2 separate regions of the Mus musculus genome follow, and region 1 is linked to region 2. Evidence: chromatin loops called from intact Hi-C (ENCODE). Cell type or tissue: left cerebral cortex. All regions are shown on one strand.

Region 1 (2,500 bases), 100 kb before region 2:
ATCTATAGCAGAAGACTGCCTGGTCTGGCCTCAGTGGATGAAGATGCACCCAACCTCAAGAGACTTGAAGCCCCTGGGGAAGGGGGATGCGGGAGGAGCATACTCTCTGAAGTGAGGGGACAGGGAATGGGACCTCCCATTCACAAATATAAAAAGGACTGAGGCTGTGGCTCCGTGACAGAGCACTGGTGTAGTGTTTGTGCCCGGGTTGGGAAAGCACTTGTGTAGCCTACATAACACCCTGGGTTTTATCTCCAGAAGCCCAGGGGGCAAAACCACAAAATCAACGTCAGGCTGGGGAGCTGGTTTAGCAGGTGAGCATAGGGAACTGAGTTCAACTCTCAACAGCAATGTCAAAAGTCAGGCCTAGCCATGCACGCAAGCCTGCAACCCCAGTGCTACCTATCACACATGTGTGAATACACCCGCTATTCATGCACACACACCATTTTAGAACTTAAAAAAAATGTTAGAATTACATCTGTGCTGGAGAGATGCTCTGTGGTTAAGGGCACTCTGCTACTTCAGGGGACCAGAGTTCGGTTCCCAGCACAGAACTGCCTGTAACTCCAGATGTGGGAGGCTCAAAGCCTTCTTTTGGCCTCAGAAGGCACCTGCACACATGTCACACACACACACACACACACACACACACACACACACAGAGAGAGAGAAACAAACAGGTATACATAAAAATAAATCTAAGAAACAACAGTAACAACCACAAAAGTCTCCAAGGAGCTTTGGGCTGACTTTATTGCATTCATTTTTTTTTTCATTATATCCATTTATTTAGCATGGGAGGCACATGCGTGGAGAGTACAATTTGAAGGAGTCAGGTTTCTCCTTCCATCATGTGGGTTCCAAGGATCAAACTAGGGTGGTTAGCTTGGAAGCAAGTGGATTTACTGTCAGAGCCATCTCACCAGCCCCTCCTTTTTTCAGACAAAGTCTAATGTTCCTCTGTCTATCTGTAAACCCTTGACCCTCCTGTCTGCCCTGACTAAATGCTGAGATTACAGGTGTGAGCTGCCTTGCCTAGCTGTATGTGGGCAGATATTTGCAGAAATTTACTTTAGAAAACAAAGCTCATAAGCCGGGCATGGTGGCACACGCCTTTAATCCCAGCACTCGGGAGGCAGAGGCAGGTGGATTTCTGAGTTCGAGGCCAGCCTGGTCTACAAAGTGAGTTCCAGGACAGCCAGGGCTATACAGAGAAACCCTGTCTCAAACAAACAAACAAACAAACAAACAAACAACAAAAACAAGAAAGAAAGAAAGAAAGAAAGAAAGAAAGAAAGAAAGAAAGAAAGAAAGAAAGAAAGAAAGGAAGGAAGGAAGGAAGGAAGGAAGGAAGGAAGGAGTGGGGAGGGAGGGAAGAAAGGAAGAAAGGAAGGAAGGAAGGAAGGAAGAGAGAGAGAGAGAGAAAACAAAGTTCTATGGTGCTTCAGCTGAAGCCCCCTAGTGGCCTGGAGGACAATATTCTCTTGTGCATTTTGAATGTTTCCTAGATGAAATCAAGACGGTTTCCTTTGGGTAGAGCCCTACCATCAGAGCACATTCCTGCATCACTGTGACAGTCCCTCCTCACAGGTGCAGGGACAACACCAGGCTGGGTAACTGTATTGGCACACTCGAATCCTCCTTTAGCCACACATGACAAGTCTGGGTGCAAGGACAGGCCATTGGCTCCCTTCTAGCCTCACCTGAGCTCCAGAAGCCAGCACTAGCCCAGCCTGTAGTCATTCTCCATCCTGGCCAAGGGAACCAGTTAAAAATAGTGCCAGTCTGGACACCAATTGGGGAACCAGATGGGGAAGTCTAGAGCTTGGGTGGTGGAGCAGACAAGGCTGTTTCTGGTCCTGCTGCTTTCTGGTGACCTTGGGCGCAGTATTCAGTCTTTTCTGGTCTCTGAGTGCCACCTGTGAAGAGCAAAGCTGAGTTTCTGCATATTTCCTTCCACAGGACTTCAGGGGGAGCTGACACAGAGGGCAGACAAGGTTAGTGATCTGCTTAAAGGCTCCCATTGCTGGGGGACTCACTACCTCCAACTACACTGCTGGAAAGGTTTAGTAGTGCTATCAGCGAGCTCCGCTCTGTTTGGACAGACTTCTGTAGGCCCCTCTCATTAGCCTCGTTCTTCCCTTGGGACCTCTTGAATGTGACTAACCCCTTCATTAGGATGCTCTGCGAAACACTTGACTTGGCTCTGTGACTTCCCTAGGAGCCAGATGATCACCCTCCATGCAGAGCAAGCTTGCATCAGGTCATTGTAGCCCCATTTTGGCCCCCAGCCTTTAGGGTCCCTCACTCCCTAGTATGGGTGTCCATCTTCTTGGCTTTCAGACCAGCTGCAATGTGCTGCTCGGACGAGCTCTTCCTGACTTCCCTAAGGAACTCTTGGTACCTTTTCAGCCCGGGAAGCCCCTGTCTACCTCCTTCTGAGATGTCCCAGCCTCTGCCGAGCATCTGCTGCCATTGATGGGGCAACAGGTGGATT
Region 2 (2,500 bases):
CAGGGAGGTTGTCTCTGTAAAAATTCATGGGCTGGCAGCTTCCCCAAGGAGCCACCAGGGAAGGTTATTGCAAAACCCTTAGTGTGGGGTCACTGGTGTTCTCTCTGCTGCCTACCTCTCCATCCCTGGCTGATGGTCTCACTCTGCCCTTCTACTGCTAATGTCAGCCCTTCTGAGACCCTTGCAGGGTTTGATTGAGAGCCAAGGGCCACCTCTAGGGCCAAGTGCTGTGGTCAGCCCGTGCCTGTGTGTGGAGCCAGCATCTGTGTGGCAGTCCCCCGAGCCCTCCTTGCATTCCCAGAAACTGTTTTGCAACATGTTGGCCACAGAAGTCGGACCAGAGTACTTAGCCAGCTGGGCTGGCAGGATGTCCCCAGAAGCATCCAGCTTTGGAGAGATGGAAGCTGGAAGGGAACATTCCCTGGGCAGAGGGGCAGCAAGGAGGGACAGTGGCTTTAGGAACCATTGAGCTGTGCTGGGTGTAGTGGGTCATGACAGCTTTACTGACTTCCAGAGGTTAGAAGGATGCAGAAAGGAATTTGGTTGTAGCAAGAACTGCTATGGACATCCACTTAATAGTGTGTGTGTGTGTGTGTGTGTGTGTGTGTTGCTAACCATGTGGGAGGAAAGACAAAGGGTGCTGGTGAGCTGGGACCTAGTCTATTGGCTAGAAGATATGCTAAGACTTTAGAAGGGTAGCTATGGGTACTGGGCAGGGGAATGGCAGGCTTAACTAAATTTAGAGCTGATTTGGGACCAGGGATCAGGTGTAGCTCAAGGGTTATTGCAAGTCAGACCAGAGATGGTGATCTGTTTGTATGAACAGAGCCACTTAGGAGATACGCGAATGCTGTGGCTTTTATGCACAGGTCCTGGTACAGTCTGGGTATTGCTGGATTTGGGTCACAAGTCTTTCTCAGTGCTATCCCCAGTGTGAGTGGTCAGCCCAGCTGAGCCCAGCTGAAGTATCAAGGAGTCAATATTTTTGGAGATTATGTGGGCCTTGGGGGCAGAGCACCAGACTAGGTCATTGCTGTAACTATGTGATTCAAAAATTACAACAAAGTTCTTGGTGTTGTCATTCGTGAGCTGGGAATAGTAAAATGTAGCTCCGTGTCACGTGGGCTTAGCATGTGCTGAGTGACTGTGAAGAGCTTGTCGTTCTGCTAAGGCTGGTATGGCAGGCAGGTGTCCTTAGCCTGCGAGTGAGCCAAGCCAGCTGCTCAGCAACCCCAGCTCAGCATAGCTTTGCTGTTCTAAGCTTAGTTTTGAGTAAATGAGCATCCCAGCCAAAGCAAGGGAAGGGAACCGGGAGGGTGGTCCAGTGGTTAAGAGCACTTCTGCAGAGAGGACCTGGCACTTCTGTAGGACGCTTCACAGCCACCTTTAACTCTAGCCCCAGCAGATCTGACACTCCCCAGAGACCCCCATGTACATATATGAACACAGACACAAACATGTATACATACATAAAAATAAGGCAGGTGTGGTGGCACACACCTTTTATCCCAGCACTTGGGAGGCAGAGGCAGGCGAATCTATGTGAGATAAAGGCCAGCCTGGTCTACAGAGTGAGTTCTAGGCCAGACAGAACTACACAACTACAGCCCGATTTCAAAAGAATGAAGAAAAATAATAGAATCTTTTTAAGTATGTAAGAGTCTGTAATGTTTTTTAGTTTCTTGTGCTTATTTTGTGAGGGGAAAGATACTCTACTATTATGGCTAGGACTGGAGTTGTACGATGACTGGAATGTTACCCCAAAAAAGATCCCTACCTCCAAAAATTGCCATTGAGAATCCAGCAAGAGGAGTTAGGCACTATGTAAACGGGGGCATGTTTCCTACTGCCAGGTTTGTAATTGAACACTGACACAATTTCATGATTTTCATAACCCAGGGAGCCTGCCTCTGAATGACTCTGGCGTCTGCCTCAGCCTGTTCCTGCCGTCCATTGGCCCCTGTATATTCCTACATCAATTACATCTGCTACCGTAGACTTAATCTCCTGCCCTGTATTTGGACATGGAGCCTTGGGCCACAGGGTTGCCCTGCAACAGGCAACATCTGAGCCACTTTCCCAGTCCAGCTCTCTAGTTTATAAGTCTCCTATAGAAGGGACTTCACAATCCTAGGCCCTGCAACTTTAGGGTGGAGCTGATGTCATTTGCAAGAGTCAGCTCTCTGGAAAGAGGTGCTTTTTGTGGAGGTACCAGAGGTCCTTATGCCTCTGTGCACTGAGTTGTTCTTGCTGGCTGAGCTGAAGTGTGATACTCACAGGCTCTTGTTCCTTGAGCACTTGCTGTGTCCTGGGTGTTGGAGAGAACACTGGCAGAGGAGTCCACAGGGAACAGGCAGATAGGGAAACTGATCCAGTCTGTGCCACATGGGCGGTGGTATGGGGCCACCTGACCTGGTGCCTCCCTCAGAGGACAGAACAAGGGCCATAACCAGGTAGGTTGGATGTTGGAGATAAACAGGAGGCTTTTGAGGATCCTTGC

The links. Hi-C counts contacts between places; a loop is a spot of excess contacts. Peaks named below come from ENCODE experiments on the same cell type or tissue, not always from the same donor. Only the 100,000 strongest peaks of a DNase experiment are listed, where the experiment ranks them.
Region 1: a loop joins it to region 2, with 1.8 times the contacts of the local background. A loop is called at or near these places in 1 of 42 quality-filtered maps.

Annotation. Positions count from the first base shown.
Region 1 is chr11:79,183,660-79,186,159 of GRCm38, reverse strand. It overlaps Gm30413 (a long non-coding RNA gene), which reads left to right. Exons shown (of 4, transcript XR_388876.3): 3 at 1,966-2,000; 4 at 2,416-2,500. Among named protein-coding and RNA genes, the nearest start is that of Gm30413, 7.4 kb to the left of the region's middle. In left cerebral cortex, a CTCF peak has its summit at 1,484 (motif pointing left); a DNase peak (open chromatin) is centred at 1,768.
Region 2 is chr11:79,078,924-79,081,423 of GRCm38, reverse strand. All of the region lies in intron 1 of Ksr1 (kinase suppressor of ras 1), which reads left to right. Among named protein-coding and RNA genes, the nearest start is that of Gm11201, 57 kb to the right of the region's middle. In left cerebral cortex, no CTCF peak of the experiment used is centred here; DNase peaks (open chromatin) are centred at 253 and 1,163.